Linked DNA regions of Homo sapiens: region 2 is linked to region 1. The links are chromatin loops, found by intact Hi-C in ENCODE. Cell type or tissue: stomach. All regions are shown on one strand. Links, peaks and the distances in the headings refer to the core of each region. The heading gives the core; the rest is flanking DNA. Region 1 holds the start of PDPK1 (3-phosphoinositide dependent protein kinase 1). Region 2 overlaps PDPK1 (3-phosphoinositide dependent protein kinase 1).

The links. Peaks named below come from ENCODE experiments on the same cell type or tissue, not always from the same donor. Only the 100,000 strongest peaks of a DNase experiment are listed, where the experiment ranks them.
Region 2: it touches region 1 in a loop (8-fold over the local background); 12 of 110 quality-filtered maps call a loop at or near these places.

What each region holds. Positions count from the first base shown.
Region 1 is chr16:2,537,070-2,545,487 of GRCh38, forward strand. It overlaps PDPK1 (3-phosphoinositide dependent protein kinase 1), which reads left to right and starts at 952. Exons shown (of 14, transcript NM_002613.5): 1 at 952-1,067. The coding sequence starts at 1,044. RefSeq lists silencers at 459-768, 879-1,088, 1,099-1,228 and enhancers at 1,347-2,047, 3,111-3,200. In stomach, for the core only: CTCF peaks have their summits at 949 and 3,174 (motif pointing right); a DNase peak (open chromatin) is centred at 792; H3K4me3 peaks cover 3,495 bases; H3K27ac peaks cover 622 bases.
Region 2 is chr16:2,590,769-2,599,186 of GRCh38, forward strand. It overlaps PDPK1 (3-phosphoinositide dependent protein kinase 1), which reads left to right. Exons shown (of 14, transcript NM_002613.5): 12 at 5,025-5,082; 13 at 6,355-6,507; 14 at 6,883-8,418. The coding sequence ends at 6,999. Among named protein-coding and RNA genes, the nearest start is that of FLJ42627, 44 kb to the right of the region's middle. In stomach, for the core only: no CTCF peak of the experiment used is centred there; no DNase peak of the experiment used is centred there; H3K27ac peaks cover 698 bases.

The sequences.
Region 1 (8,418 bases), core at 107-8,106:
TTTGGGAGGCGGAGACAGACAGATCACTGGAGTTGGAGACCAGCCCCTGGCCAACATGGTGAAACCCTGTCTCTACAAAAAAATACAAACATTTGCCTGTGTGTGGTGGCACATGCCTGTAGTCCCAGCTACTCGGGAGGCTGAGGCAGGAGAATCGCTTCAACCCGGGAGGCGGAGGTTGCAGTGAGCAGAGATCGAGCCACTGCACTCCAGCCTGGGCAACAGAGCAAATTTCCATCTCAAAAAAACCAAAAACCCAAAACAAAAAAACACAAAAAAACATTATCGACATTAACAACTACAAGGCGCCCGGCTAATTGTATATTTTTAGTAGAGACAGGGTTTCTCCATGTTGGCAGGCTGGCCTCGAACTCCTCACCTCAAGTGATCCGCCCGCCTCGACCTCCGCCTCCCAAAGTGAGCCACCGTGCCCGGCCGTGAATGTGACTTGATAGCCCAGATTTCCTTCCGTGAACGCTTGTTAGTTGTGAAACTAGCAAAGTTGCGCCTCTGAGTTTACGCAGAGCCGGCTCCGGAATCCGAGTTCCGGGTTCGAGCACAGCTCCGCCGCTACCTCGGGCGTGACCTTGGCCGGAGCCTGGTCCCCTCTGAGCCTCAGTTTCCCGGTCTGGGATGCCGGAATGACAGCTCGCCCCCTGCCCCGCCCAGCCCCGCCCAGCCCCGCCCCGCAGGCCCTGGGATTGGTTCGCGCGAGGTCCCCCTCCCCAGGCGGGGTCGGGCCTCTCCCGCCCGCCAGGCCCCAACCCGGAAATGCAGCTGGAGCGGAGGCGGAGCCCACTAAGGCCGCGGCGGAGCGACGATGGGCGCGGCCAATGGGCGCGGGCGTCGGCTGCGGCGCGACGGAAGTCCTGCCCGGCGCCGCGCGGGGGCGGGGCGGCGCCGGGGGCGGGGGGCGGCGGGCGACGGGGCGGGCGCAGGATGAGGGCGGCCATTGCTGGGGCTCCGCTTCGGGGAGGAGGACGCTGAGGAGGCGCCGAGCCGCGCAGCGCTGCGGGGGAGGCGCCCGCGCCGACGCGGGGCCCATGGCCAGGACCACCAGCCAGCTGGTGAGCGCGCGGCGGCGGACTGGACGCGCCGGTTTGTTACCCTGCCGGGTCCGGCGGCCGCCCGGGTCCGGCGAGGCGGGGCGGCCCGGGGTCCCGAGGGCCGGGTGCCTCCTTACCTGCAGCCGGGCGGCCGGGCCGGGGATGGCGGGCGCCGGCCGAGGGCGCTGCTTGGCTGCGGCGGGGAGACCGGGCCTGGGTTGCGGCGGGCGGCGGCCTGGCCGGGGGCGCTGACAGACGCGCGGAGGGCGGGGGAGGCCGGGAGGTGTCACCCGGCCCAGCGGGGTGGAAGTGCCTGGAAAGTTTGTTTTCGGCTTGGCGCAGCCTGGAGCCGAGCCTCCAGGGTTACCTTTCGGTTCTGTCTGTAGAGGAACCGCCCTGGGCTTCCACCTGGAACGGGGTCCTTGGCGCCTCCGCCTGCGAGAGAAGCAGAAGGTGCAAGTTCTTGCTGAAAGCACCTGATGCTCCTGGGCCCCCTTTTCCAGATTCTTGATGACAGTGGTCGGGAAAACTCGCCTTTCACGGCCCGGCCAAGGGGCATTTGGGTGCTTTTGCTGCCCGTGGCTGTGCTCAGCGTTGTGGGAAGCCCCTGGGAGGCCGAATGTGCAGGATCACCGAGGGGAAAGTGAGCTTGACAGGTAGGAGGGATTTTAGGGGAAGGACCAAAACAAACCACTTGTTGGGTGAAATGTTTTGCTAAAAGTGTCGCTGGTGTTTCTATATTTTCTCTCTATCGCTAAAAGTATCCCTCGTGTTTTTATGTTTTCCATATGCTAAGTTCTACAGTCTGGGGACGACGGTTTAAAAATTTATGCCTTGTATGCGATGTGCAGTGGGTGATGGAAGAACGTCTACATGGCTTTAACATTTGATTTAAAAGGCAAATATTTTAAATGAAGGAAAACCCAAGAAATTTAATTGATCCCGTGTCTTCCAGGATGCGGCTTTTTTTTTTTTTTTTTTTTGATGGAGTCTCCCTCTCGACGCGCAGGCTGGAGTGCAGTGATGCGATCTCAGCTCACTGCAACCTCCATCTCCCGGGTTCAAGCGATTCTCCTGCCACAGCCTCCTGAGTAGCTGGGATTACAGGCGTATGCCACCATGCCCGGCTAATTTTTGTATTTTTAGTAGAGAAGGTGTTTCGCCATGTTGGCCAGGCTGGTCTGGAACTCCTGACCTCAAGTGATCTGCCCGCCTCGTCCTCCCAAAGTGCTAGGATTACAGGCGTGAGCCACCACGCCCGGCAGATGTGGCTTTTTGATAGGCGTTCTTGATCTTTTTTTTTGTGGGGCGGGGAGTGGGGGGTTGTGAGTCTGTTTGAGAACCTGAGGAAAGGTATGGGCCCTCTTCTGAGAAAAAGGCAGAGTGACGCTGAATTTTGTAACTACGTCAGGAGGCTCTTGAACTTTCTGCAGCTCACTCGTGGACTTTGTAGAGATGCGTGTTAAGGAAGAAGGTTCAGCTGAGAAAAATGTTGAAGGGATGCCTTTCGCTATTTCGACATGTGTGGCTGTACACCAGAGTGGCCCGGGTAACATAAAAACATGAATTAGGCGGATTGGCCAGGCTCAGTGGAGGCTGGGGCCGAGAGTTATGTCGAAGTTTGTGAGGTTAACCTGCACCCAGTGACAGTCATGGCGAAATTTGTGAGGTTAACTCGCACCCAGTAACGCTGTTCCAATGCAAGGTGTGTATTTGGTGTCATCCACGGGAAGAGGAAAGAGCAAATTTTCTCATGGCCTTGGCAGTTCCACATGATGGACATTTCATATCTGCAGTTTTCTTCGCATGAGATGGCTTTTTTGCACAAAAACACTGGAATCCAGTGAGCAAGAATGATAGAATGCAAGATGGATTTCCACATGAGGAAGTGTCACGAACGAGCGTTTTGCATCTGTCAGCTGGATTCCCCCATGTGTACGTATGTGAGAACATGCCGTGTTTCCTGTCTGTAATGGTAGAGGCAGCCCTGATCCTGGATTTTCACCTGAGGATGGATAGATCTTCAGGGTTCAAGTGGGTTTGCATCTGGACTTTAGGGTGGCCCTGTAGGCCCTGTGTGAGAAGCCCCCTTCCCAGTGAACTTTCCCTTGTGTGTCCGCGTGGACAGCCAACAGGGGGAGCAGTGCGAGCGTGAAGGCAGACAGTGGCCTGGCCCAGTCTGATGCTAAGTGGGCCAGAGGCAGTGAGTACCATTTCTTGATCTGACTACTCAAGACAGGCGCTTCCCTAGGTACTTTCACACCTCATTGCGAGGTAGGTGTTGTTCCCATTTTACGGGTGCAGAAGCTGAGCTGCAGAGGCGTTAGGTACCTGCCTCATAAGTGGTAGAGACTCCAGTGTCACCCTGCCCCTCACGTTCGGAGCCCCTGAGGGAGGGTCTGCCGGGCAGCTCAGCCCAGCACTCTGTAAGGAAATCTTCAGTGCCACTGCCCAGGATGTCTTCCCAGGGATTGGGCCTGAATGTCTTGACCATGCCGTGCTGGAGGTAGGAGGGGTGTCTTCATATGGAAGAACTGTACATATTTCTTTGGCAGATGGCTGAACTCTGTGACCCCGGGGCCTGTTTCAGCCTCCTGCTGTCAGAAAGCAGCTGTTTGGGAAGAGGCTGTGATTCGGCCTTGTTTGAGGGCCGATACTCTGAATGGGTGAGGCTTGAAATCCTCCCTTTGGAACAAAGAAACATGTAATGATTTTGCTGAAGGTAGAATTGGGGGACTAGGCAGAGTGGCCTCCTGCCCTCCCTAGGGTGGTTCTGTCTTTTGCAAAGGTGGCTGCATCCTTAGGGGAAGGTGAGGGGAGAAGCAGGGAGCATGGAGAGAAGTGGCTTTCGATTTTCTCTCTCCTTTTGGGGAGTTCCTCCTTATGTGGCTGGTCTGGTGCATAGTGTGATGTATTCCTGTACGCAACGTTGCCCTGACAGCCAGTCCAAGCTGAGTCTAGAGCTGGCAAGGTGAGCTCCCAGTGGTAAGAGGGAAGTGGTTTGTTCTGCTTTTCTGAGATGTGTTCTTATGAGAAGGATCCAGCAGCAGCCTGCAGAGATGTGGGGCCTGAAAAGAGGCCTTGGGCAGCTCTTCTTGACAGGTCTTGGCCCTCTAGACTGCCTTCAGCACAGTTTTGGGGAGAAACAGGGAGTGTTCCTTTTTCAGTCTATGCACTCATCCCCTGAGCCGCCTGACCCAGGGTTTAGATGCTCCAGGGCAGCTGATTGACACCGGTGGGAGACGGAGTCTGGCAAGCAGGTGATGAACTGGGAAGCGCTGCAGAAATGAGGGGGCAAGCGTGGCCAGTCCCTTCTGAGAGGATGTGTTTGGAAGAGAGTGGGCACTGGCGTGGCACTTTCCCCTTCTGAGGAAATGGACAGGATGCCACGTGGTGCTGCAGTTCTGTGTGGGGCAGGTTGTGGCTGCAGAGAAGCCCTGGGTGCAGAAACAGTCCCCCAAGCAGGTGCGAGGGCCAGGGTGCTCTATGCTGCTCCACACCTGCTGTGCGATGACATGTGGCCACTGGGCTGCCCAGCACAGTTGTTTAGAAAGCAGGTTCAAAGGGCAGTGTGCTGGGAGGAAGTGCTGCTGTGGAAACTGCAAGTTTTGGACATGAGTTGCTCAGGTCTTTTCAGCCGTGCATTCTTCTACAGCAGAATTGCATTATTCACTTGCTCAGTGTGATACCATGTCCTTTAAAAAATTATTTGAATATTGAGAACAGGTTGTATGTTCCGTCTCTAGCTGCTAGATCACAGGCAGGGCACATCTTCTCAAAGAGTAACAAGGCATGGGTTGTGTGTGTTCTCTTCTCTTAGTGAGGAGAAAGGCCTGTTTGGGTTCATGATGATTGTTGGGGTCTCTTTTCTGTACCTGATGTTGGTTGCACAAAGTCCGTTTCCATTCTCTTAGTCTAGACAATTTTCCTGATATTTAAACTGGAATTTTTGCTCCAAGAAATTCCAGGTCATTTAGAATGTGTTAAGATTGAGTTTCTGGGCTACACATCCCTTATAAGAGCACCTGATTCTGGTTTCTGTTTGTTTATTTATTTATTTTTTCGAGACAGTCTCGTTCTGTCACGCAGGCTGGAGTACAGTGGCATGATTTTGGCTCACTGCAACCTCCGCCTCATGGGTTCAAGTGATTCTCGTGCCTCAGGCTCCCAAGTAGCTGGGATTACAGGTGCGCACCACCTACATTATTTATTTATTTAATTTATTTATTGAGATGAGGTCTCACTATGTTGCCCAGGCTACTCAAACTTCTGGTCTCAAGGGATCCTCCCGCCTCGGCCTCCCAAAGTGCTGGGATTACAGGCATGAGCCGCCGCACCCAGCCTGGTTTCTGTTTAAAGAGTTGGATTATACAGGGACCCACAGAATTGGGAACTGACAGTACTGTAGAGCCTGTGTATGAAAAAGATGGACAAGCCTGACATTAGCAGCTCACTGTTGAGCACACGGCCCCCTGCAGAATAAACAAGTGTGTGGTTTCCATCTGATGAAGGTGGGCATGTAGTTCCTGGACAGTCCAGTGACTTCCGTCATTCCACAGACAAGATCAGATGCCCTCTCTACCAGCCACCGTGCTGGGACCGGCCCAATCTGTGTTTCAAGTCAGCTTGTAGCACGCAGGGATTCGAAATATTTAAAGATGAGGTTTGAAGGTAGGTCTGGAGACCAAGGACGTTAGTTCTGGAGGTCCCCGTCTCCTGCGTGTTTGCGGAGCTGGTGACAGTGCCCTCTCCCCGTGCTGGAGAGGGCTGAGGAGAGGCTGTGTGTCTCAGCAGGATGCCAGTCAGGATTCTTCTGGCTATGGGCTTATTTTTTGCAATAAATTCATCGTTAAAGTCCCATTCTTTAACCTGTTTTTTCCCTTTTGGAATTAATTCGACTGCAGTAGGAAGGGGTTGTAGCTGAAAGTGACCGCTGTGCATTGAATGCCATCAGAAAAGGCTGATGAGATTTGCAGGGAAGACTTGAAGCCTCACTGAAATGCGCCTGGCGTGTGTTGACCTTTGCAGTGGAACATGTGGGAAAGGGGCCCGCACTCACTTTTCAGTTCTGCCTCGGTGATTCCAGGAGCCCCGGGGTTGGGAGCGGGGACAGGACCTTGCTCCTGAGTCTTAGGTGTGGTGTCTCTCGCCCCTTGCTGCATTGGCGGGACCCTCGGTGCCGCGGCCTCAGTTGCAGGGCGGCCAGGGCTGCTCCGTGAAGGAGGCGCTCACTCCATGGAGCTGCAGGACGCTGCATTCTCCTCACTCTGGCCATTGCCGCTGTCCTTCCTGCTTCCCCTTTTCTGGTGAGGGAGGGCTCCAAGGACTTGCTGGCTGGTCCCCAGATGCCAGCACTCCTGCATCTTCCCCTCCTCTCCTGGCCTGTCACTTTGTTCCTCCTCTGTGAGGGGCCCAGGCTCGGATGCCCGGCCACGGCCTCTCTTTCCAGCCTGTGCGGCCCAGGTGGGTCCAGGATGTTCCCTGCTGCCCTGTTCTCAGCAGTTCTTGTCTTCTTCAGGCTTTTCCTCCTTGCCTAGAGAAATTTCCCTACATGGAAACCCCTGTGGCTGTACAGTCTTTTCTGACCAGTCTGCTGGGTTTTTTGTTATTTGTTTTTTGTTTTTGAGACAGAATCTTGCTCTGTCGCCCAGGCTGGAGTGCAGTGGCACGATCTCGGCTCACCGCAACCTCCGTCTTTCAGGTTGAAGCAATTCTCCTACTTCAGCCTCCTGAGTAGCTGGGATTACAGGCACGTGCCACCGCACCCGGCTAATTTTTTTTTTTTTTTTTTGTAATTTTAGTAGAGACCGGGTTTTGCCATGTTGGCCAGGCTGGTCTCGAGCTCCTGACCTCAGGTGATCCGCCCACCTCGGCCCCCCAAAGTGGTGGGATTACAGGCGTGAGCCACCGTGCCCGGCCTGCTTTACTATATTCTTTAGGGAATCATGACAATAAAAAAAAGTCTGTGCATGTTCAGTACAGATGCAATTTCTTGTTTTTCTAATATTTTCTATCCACTGTTGGTTGAATCCATGCATGTGGAGTCAACCTATGGTTGGGGATGGCAGACTGTATGTACTCTCCTGATAGGTGGTTACAAAGTGTTTCTACCTGAAGAGACCTGGTTGCAAAGCAGCATGCCCAGTATAACTTTCCTCAGGCCCAGGGAAAAGCTTGGAGGGAGGTTCCCACAGAAATATTAGCAGTGGTTTCCTGGGCCAGTGGGATGAGGACCACACATTGAGCTAGCAGTGGAGAAACAGTGGTGAATAAGGTAGGTCTGGCTCTGTCTCCTGGAACTTACTGGACTGAGGATGAACCTTTCTCCACTAATTTTTGTTCTGAAAAATTTCAAAACCGAAGAATAGTTGAAAGCATAGTACAATGAATATCCCTAGCCTTTTCACCTGGATTCTACCAGTTGTTAACCTTTTCCATATTTGCTTGTATACATTACCCCCTCACCTCCCCCAAATTTTTTTTTTTGAGACGGAGTCTCGCTCTGTCGCCCAAGTTGGAGTGCAGTGGCGCGATCTCGGCTCACTGCAAGCTCCGCCTCCTGGGTTCACACCATTCTCCTGCCTCAGCCTCCCAAGTAGCTGGGACCACAGGCGCCTGCCACCATGCCCGGCTAATTTTTTTGTATTTTTAGTAGAGACGGGGTTTCACCCTGTTAGCTAGGATGGAATTGATCTCCTGACCTCGTGATCCGCCCACCTCGGCCTCCCAAAGTGCTGGGATTTACAGGCATGAGCCACCACACCTGGCCCAAAATTTTTTTCTATTATTTTTATTATTTGAAAGTAAGTCACACACATGATAGCATTTCACCCCAGAATCCTTCTCCAGATGCCTTCTGAGCTCAGAAGCTGTCACCTGTACAACCTCTTCATCATCACATCCGAGATAGCATTAACATTGCATTTTTTTTTTTTTTTTGAGATGGAATCTCGTGCTGTTGCCCAGGCTGGAGTGCAGTAGTGCGATCTTGGCTCACTGCAACCTCCGCCTTCTGGGTTCAAGTGATTCTCCTGCCTCTGCCTCCCAAGTAGCTGGGACTTACAGGTGTGTACCACCAGTCGTGGCTAATTTTTGCATTTTTAGTAGAGGTGGAATTTTATTGTAACGTGGCATTTTCTAATGCAAAGGTGACGTGCAGCCTTCCTCAGTGGTCACCTGTCCTCCTCAAAGCTCTTTCTTGTTCTTCTTTCTTTCTCTCTCTTTTTTTTTTTTAGAGACAGAGTTTTGCTCTGTTGCCCAAACTAGAATGCAGTGGCATGATCATAGCTCACTGCAGCCTTGAACTCCCTTGGGCTCAAGCCATCCTCCAGCCTTAGCCTCCTGAGTAGCTGGGACTATAGGCCTGTGCCAC
Region 2 (8,418 bases), core at 44-8,043, 54 kb after region 1:
CCCAATAAAAGACTTTTTTTAGCTATGTTTTTTTGTTTGTTTATATTATTTTTTAAAAAGAAAGAGACAAGCTCTCACTATGTTACCCAGGCTGGTCTCGAACTGCTGGGCTGAAGCATTCCTCTCGCTTATGACTTCCCAAAGTGGTGGGATTACAGGCGTGAGCTACTGCACCAGGCCAAAAGTCTTTTTTTTTTTTTTTTTCTGTTTTTGAAACGGAGTCTCATTCTGTCGCCCAGGCTGGAGTGCAGTGGCACAATCTCAGCTCACTGCAACCTCCGCCTCCCAGGTTCAAGCATTTCTCCTGCCTCAGCCTCCCGAGGAGCTGGGATTACAGGCGTGTACCACCACACCCGGCTGAGTTTTGTGTTTATAGTAGAGACGTGGTTTCACCATATTGGTCAGGCTGGTCTCAAACTCCTGACCTCAAGTGATTCACCTGCCTCGGCCTCCCAAAGTGCTGGGATTAGAGGCCAAAAGTCATTTGATACATAGTGATATCCATGAATTGATCTGTGGAAACCGTAGAATGAAATTTGTCAACGTTTGGAAGCTTTACATCATTCAGCCCCCATGTATGACCCTATGAAATCACATGAGGGTAGAAGAGCCCCTAGTGCAGGGTAGATTGATGGTTTTTAGTGTCACGGTGTGTGGAAATGTATTGTTACGAGTCAGATTTCACATTGCAACCGAGCTTTAAGCAGCCACCACCTTCTGAACTGCAGTGTAGTGTCCAAGAAGAATATCCACAAACATCTACACTTATTCTTAGCCAAAAGGCCAGGAAGTGACTCCAGTCTCTAAAAAGGCTGAGTATACTCCTCCCTTTTCTAGCTGTTTATCTGAGTGAGGCTGGGTGTTTGCCGTGTTCTTCCGCCTGAACACAGATCTCAGCAGAGTATGGGCGCAGGTGGATGCGGGGACCCAGCACTCTCCTTATCAGCCGAACAGGAGAGGCCTGTGCAGCGCACAGAGTGGCACACTCTCCTCATTCATTATTTTTGTTTTGGAAAGTAGTTATTTTAAAAATAAAAGTAATGTATGTTAATAGTAATGGGTTTATTGTATTTTAATGAATTAAACATTTGAAAATGTCTCAGTTTTAATTTCCTGCGTAGTACATATCAGTTGATCTGAAAGCTCTTTGGGGTCTTCCACAGAGGTAAAGAGTGTGAGGGGCCATAGGACTGGAAGGTTGGAGAGGAAACCTGGGGCCCGTCCGCCATTGCCACTGGCTCCCGCCCTTACTGGCAGTGAAGCTGAGCCTGCAGAGCCCTCCCGAGGGGTGGAAAAGCCTCCAGCGGGGCTCTGGGTCCTTGCTGGGGCTCTCCTGGGCGTGGCAGGTGCTTTGCCAGTGGCTTTGGGCTTGGATCCTTGACAATGCTCTTTTTGGGGTCTGGGTGAGGGAGGGTGGAGGAGGTGGCAAGAACCTGCGCTTTGGCATCGGGAAAGGGGGTTTTCTATGGTCACCCCTTGTGGATTGCCCTGCATCCTCCTCTGTGCAGAGGTGGGGAGAGGTGTCGCCTGTTTTGAGGGAGCCAAGATGGCGGTGTATGAGAGTGAGGTGCCTCGGGAAAGTCCCGTGTGCATGGCGAGTAGTTAGGTGTGTCTCCAGGTCTTCAGCTCTTGCCCAGCCTCCCAGGGAGGAAAGGGCTCTCAGGGCAGGGGATTTTCTGCAGGAGACAGTAGAAAATCAAGGTGATTGCAGCCTGGCCAACATGGTGAAACCCTGTCTCTACTAAAATTACCAAAAATTAGCTGGGCCTACTGGTGGGTACCTGTAATCCCAGCTACTCAGGAGGCTGAGACAGGAGAATCGCTTGAACCCAGGAGGCAGAGGTTACACTGGGCCAAGATTGTGCCATTGCCCTCCAGACTGGGCAACAGAGCGAGACTCTGTCTTAAAAAAAAAAAAAATCAAGGTGATTCCTGGAAGTGCTCACAGCAAGGAGCTGTTTCTGTCGTGAGCTGGCAGGTGAATCCGCTGCACACACGCTGTGCTCTAGATGCCGCCAGTGGAGCTTTGCCCGCAGTCTCTGTCCATGCACCCTGGGCCACCGGGGAGTGGAATTGTCCATTTCATTGTCTCTCTCAGGGGATGCTGGCGCGGGGGTGGGTGGCGCCTGTCCGTGGGGCCCTTGCCTGCCTCCCCGTGGTGCTGGCGTGTTCTGTCACTGAGCCACTCTGGGGCTTCAGTGTCCCTGGCATGGGTGACACTGCTGGGAGTGCCTCTGGGCTCCTTGCCTGTGGCCTTTTTTTTTCTCAGGATGGATTTCTGGAAGCGAGGCTACTTCTCAGTACTATTTCCGAATCGCTTCCTCAGTGAGTCCTCCCCAGGCTGCAGGTGCCGAGCGGGAGCACCACTCCTGCACGCCCGTGCCTGTGGCATGCCCAGATGATCAGGGTGGAGCGGCCCAGCTCAATGTCTTCATTTAGGGCCATTGAGAGTTTCTTGTGTCACTGAATTCCTCTTCTGGGAATTTTTAGTTTGTGTCATTTTGTTGAGTTTTCTGTTGGGTTCCAAGCCTCTCGTGGCACTGTGAATTTGCTGTGGGGTGCAGCTGATGGCCCATGGCGGCTGTATCTGGAAGTCCTTTCCCGCCCCAGCTGTGGTCCTGGTGGTTTTTTAGGTGGAGGTGGTTTCGTCCTCTTTCCGTGGCTCCCACAGCTCAGTGCTGGGCTGCTGTTCTCGCTCTCAGCCAGGAAGGCGGCCCCTCCCACACAGGTTGCAGGGATGGGCTGCTGTGTTCTTCTGGTTTTTCTCTCCTTCGAGTTGGTATTTTAAACCATGCATCTCATCACCTCTTCTGGCACTTGCTGGCGTGTGGTGAAAGCTGAGGATGGGGAGAGGCCGTGGGGCCCTCTCCGTCCTCATCTGCCTGCAAGAGCTCTGACTGGCCTGGGCTCAAAGGGACCCTGTGCCTCCCACGCTGCCTGCCCCGGTGTAATTTATGATGAATTTTCCTTTGTTGTTCCTCTGCGCTGTTGCCTGGTCACAGGCCTGTCTGTCAGAGTGGCTTCCTGCCGGCTCTGTGGTCCCTCCAGGCATTTCTGTGCTCTATGCTTTCTGTGCTGTGGTGGGTCTTCCTCATCACATGTCCTTTTCAGGAACCTCCTTGATCTGTTTCTCTTTGTTTTAATACCCACATTGTGTGTGTTTGCAGGCGAAGTCCCTGGTGCGAGAGGAGGGCTGCACTTGCCCGCATGCCACACACTCCTCTTGCTTCAGACCCACAGGATGGGATGTGTGTGTGAGGCCAGGCCCTGGGTCCTCCCTCTTGGGGCAGGCCTGGGCACTGATCTGCCCAGGTCTGGGTGGGTCAGATGGTGGGGCTGGGTAAGCCCTGGGGGAAGATGCTGTGCCCCCAACTCGGCCAGTCCGGTCTTCTCACAAGTGCTGTTGGCCCTGTGTGCAGCCAGGCAGGCGTGTGGATGTGCTCAGATATTGATTTGATCATCTTATGCCTTCTTCAAATATAAAACATATTATTGGCCGGGGGTGGTGGCTCATGCCTGTAATCCCAGCACTTTGGGAGGCCTAGGTGGGTGGATCACAAGGTCAGGAGATTGAGACCATCCTGGCTAACATAGTGAAACCCCATCTCTGCTAAAAATACAAAAAATTAGCTGGGCGTGGTGGTGCGCACCTGTAGTCCCAGCTACTTGGGAGGCTGAGGCAGGAGCATCAATCACTTGAATCCGGGAGGCAGAGGTTGCAGTGAGCCAGGATGGCACACCACTGCACTCCAGCCTGGGCGACAGAGCGAGACTCTGTCTCAAAAAAACCAAACAAACAAACAAACTGCATATTATTTCTATAGTAGAACCTCAGATCAGGAATTTCCGTAAGATCAGATAGAACACAAACCAGTAACTGTTAGCTTTAACCACATGAGGTAAACTGCAGACATTAAAATAGTATCTTGGGGCCGGGCGCGGTATCTGATGCCTGTAATCCCAGCCCTTTGGGAGGCCGAGGCAGGCGGATCACTTGAGGTCAGGAATTCGAGATCAGCCTGGCCAACAGGGTGAAACCCCATCTCTACTAAAAATACAAAAAAATTAGCCTGGCGGGCACAGTGGCTCACGCCTATAATCCCAGCACTTTGGGAGGCCGAGGCGGGTGGATCACAAGGTCAGGAGATCGAGACCATCCTGGCTAACACGGTGAAACCCCGTCTCTACTAAAGATACAAAAAAAATTAGCTGGGCATGGTGGTGTATGCCAGTGGTCCCAGCTATTCGGGAGGCTGAGGTGGGAAAATGGCTTGAGCGCAGGAGATTGAGGCTACAGTGAGCTATGGTGGCGCCACTGCTCTCCAGCCTGGGTGACGGAGCAAGACTTTGTCTCTAAAAACAAAAATCTCTTGAACTTTTAGGAATCAAAAGTGACGTGTGCTTGCTAATAATGTATATTAAATTAAAGCCTCTATGTGAATCTTGCTCTTTGAATTTCTGCCGTCTCTGAATAAAAGTGTTTTACTATGATGGAAAAACCAGAGGAGATGTTCTTACGTCCAACTTGGGTCTGTCAGAGCTTTGTGATTATAAACGGCTCTGTGGATCCTGAGCACTGAATCAGGGGCCCCAGCTTGTGGGGTAACTTGAGGGCGATCATCTCATCCAGTTGTTGACTCCGCGGGCAGCCACCTTTCGGGAGGCAGTTCTGCGCCTCACCACAGCTTTGTTAAGGCAGCAATGACCTGTGTCACCTGCCCGTTTCTACAGCACGGTCCTCCCCCACCTTTTCCCCGCTGTGTGGATGTCACTGGCAGTGAGGGGGCAACAGGCACTGTGTCTGGTATCTGCAGGCTCCGTTGCAAATACGGATTAAGGCTCTCTGCGTGGCAGTGCTGTATGTGCTGGGTTACATGTGGCGAACGTTCTCTGCTCATCCCAAAGTGAGGCTGGCTCTGTGAGGGGCAGGCCGAGGCTATGGGGAGTTCGTGTGGCAGGAGGAGCGTGGAGAATTTCTGTTTGTGATTGTCATGGGAGCATCTCTTTCTTGTTTCTTTCCACAGGCACCAGTTTGTAGAAAATAATTTAATACTAAAGATGGGCCCAGTGGATAAGCGGAAGGTGAGTGGTCAGTGGTCCCGCTGCTCCGCACGGACACCTGCATCTTCCCCGACTCCAGCTTAGGGGAGGGCAGCTTGGTGGCGTGGAATCCTTCCATCTCTTGATTTTCATCAGACATCATCTCTAGATTTCATAGCTCGGGAAGGCTTAAGTCCCTTGAGAGAAGCCATGTGGAGCCACACGCGTAGGCGGTTAGGGCAGTGCAGAAGCAACCGCCCACACTCCTGGGAGCCTGGGGCTGCCTGTTTTGAGGTTTCCGTCAAGTTGAAGAGGCCACATGTGATATCTTAGCCAGTGGTCTAATATTTCTTTAGAAGTGTTTCAAAACCATTTAAGGGTTGTTCTTTATTTTTTTCTTTGAGATGGAGTCTTGCTCTGTCCCCCAGGCTAGAGTGCAGTGGCGCGATCTCGGCTCACTGCAAGCTCCGCCTCCCAGGTTCACACCATTCTCCTGCCTCAGCCTCCTGAGTAGCTGGGACCACAGGCGCCCGCCACCATGCCCGGCTAATCTTTTTTTGTATTTTTAGTAGAGACGGGGTTTCACCGTGTTAGCCAGGATGGTCTTGATCTCCTGACCTCGTGATCCACCCGTCTCAGCCTTCCAAAGTGCTGGGATTACAGGCGTGAGCCACGGCGCCCGGCCGGGTTGTTCTTTATTTTATGGATTAAATGGATCCAGCACTTAGCAAGTGGTCTGTATGGAGCCAGGCAAGTGTGTGGATGTGCTCAGGTATTTATTTGGTCATCTTGTACCTTTTTCAAATATAAATCATATTACTTCTACAGTAGAACGTCAGATCAGGAATTTCAGTATGATTAGACAGAACACAAACCAGTAACTGTTAGCTTTAACCCTTGGTTAGAAAATATTCAGCTCCAGGTGCTCACGGGGCCACTTCCAAGCGCAGGCTCCTGGCCTCTGTTCCTGGCCGTATGTCCTCCGCAGGCAAGGATCTCGGTGCAGGTGGGTGGAGGCCGGCTACCGAGAGCAGGCTTCTGTCCCAGGCAGAGCAGAGGGGCCAGGGGAGCCATGGGCCCGATCTGGATGGGCTGTCTGCGCCATCTCAGCAGCAGAGGCCTGTGCTGCATCCCCTGTGACCTTAGAAACTGGGCCTGGTGGGGCAGGAAGTCCCCTGCCCCTGGGTGAGTGCACAGGTGGTGGTGGTGGCCCTGTGTCCTGAGCAGCTCCGAGGGGCCGCCCAGCCCTCTAGGCTCCAGGAGATGCCGTCAGCACTGGCCTCTGAGGCCTGTTGTTTTGTGTTTTGGCGTCAGGGTTTATTTGCAAGACGACGACAGCTGTTGCTCACAGAAGGACCACATTTATATTATGTGGATCCTGTCAACAAAGTTCTGAAAGGTGAAATTCCTTGGTCACAAGAACTTCGACCAGAGGCCAAGAATTTTAAAACTTTCTTTGTCCACACGGTGAGTCTGTTCCCAGGGATTTCTGTGTGCAGGGTAATGGGAGGGCTTTGCACCACGTGGGAAGCAGCCACAGGCCTTGGCCAGAGGGAGCAGCGGGGATCGGGGCAGCTGCCTCGCCCTTTCCGACATCCCAGACGCCCACACTAGTGGCTCAGTCCTGAGGGGGCAGGGGACACCCTGTGCTTGTTTTTCAGTTTGGTGGTGACTGGGGGTGGTGGTCATCAGCCTGTGTAGTTGCTTACTGCTTGTGTGAATAACCGTCACACCCACGTGCTTTCAGGACTCGGAATGGCTGGTCGCAGGCAGCTCACCAGGTTGGGGTGGGGGTTTTGGTGGGACTCCCTGGAGAACACTAAACGGCTTCTGTCTTCGCAGCCTAACAGGACGTATTATCTGATGGACCCCAGCGGGAACGCACACAAGTGGTGCAGGAAGATCCAGGAGGTTTGGAGGCAGCGATACCAGAGCCACCCGGACGCCGCTGTGCAGTGACGTGGCCTGCGGCCGGGCTGCCCTTCGCTGCCAGGACACCTGCCCCAGCGCGGCTTGGCCGCCATCCGGGACGCTTCCAGACCACCTGCCAGCCATCACAAGGGGAACGCAGAGGCGGAAACCTTGCAGCATTTTTATTTAAAAGAAAAGAAGAAAAAAAACACCCAACCACACAAAGAACAAAACCAGTAACAAACACAAAGGAATTCAGGGTCGCTTTGCTTGCTCTCTGTGCTCCGTGGAGGCCTCCGTGTGCCCTCGTTGCCGTGGGGACCCAGCTCCATGCACGTCAACCCAGTCCCGCCCAGACTAGTGGACAGACCTGGTGTCACCAGTTTTTCCTAGCATCAGTCCGAACCATGCGCCCGCCCTGCCCCAACTGTGTGCTGGTCCTGCTGTGGCCGAGGGGACCGGGTGTGTTTGGCTCTTTATGCCCCTCCCGCTGTGGTCCTGGAACTCTTCACCAGGGAGGGAGCCCTGCGGGGGCCGCAGCTTTGTGGAGGGAGCCGCCGTGCTTCTGTCACCTGCTCCCTTTCTTGCGTCTCCCTGTGATGGGCCCTTAGGCCTGGCTGGGCCCATTACATATCCCTGTGGTGGCTCTGGTGGCAGCTTTCTGTGGCCCCTGCTGTGTTGGCAGGCAGGTTTGCGTGGTGAGGAGCGGGAGGGGTTGGAGTGGTGCGGGAGCAGGCTGCCGAGTGGAGGGTGCCATCGAGGGCTCCGGATCCCTTATCCTACTTAGCAGTGTTGGTCTCTGGGGCTGGAAGCCGAGCGCATGCTGGGAGCGGTACTGTCAGAAGTGAGCCCAGTTAGTACCCCGCTGGCTCACTGCACGAGAGAGTCCTGCCCCGAGCCCTAGGTGGGGCCAGGAGGTGCCTTGGAGAAGCCAGCCAGAGCAGAGAGGGCTGCTGACTTCCGTGTGGAGCAGAGAGGCCTGAGGGCCTCCTAAAAGGTTTAAATGTCCACGCCTCTCCAGTTGCTGAAGTAGGGTCTGAGAGAACCCTGGCATCAGCAGACCCAGGGTGCTTCTGTCTCCTGCAGACCACGCCAGGGAGTGCAGACACCACCGTCACACACGCCCCTTTTGTGTTTTGGTTCAAGTTTCTCAGAGCCCCTCAGAGCTTCTACATCTGTGCATCAGAAATCTCACAGCCTTCTCATGCTGCCGGCTCATCTGGGCCCATAGAGTGGGCTTTGCCAGTTGCTGTTGCACAGGAGGCGAGAACAGCACACTTCAACCCCAGCTTGCTGGTCGGCTTTCCTCTAGAGAGAGCCGGTTTTGGGGCCATTTCCCTTTGATGCTTTGGTGGCCTTGCCCCGCTCTGCAGCACAGACAGGCCAGATGCATTTGTCCTTTGCCTAGCTACTCCCCAGGTAGAGAGTGCTCCTGGTGGCCTGGCAGGTCTGGGCCCTTCTCTCCCT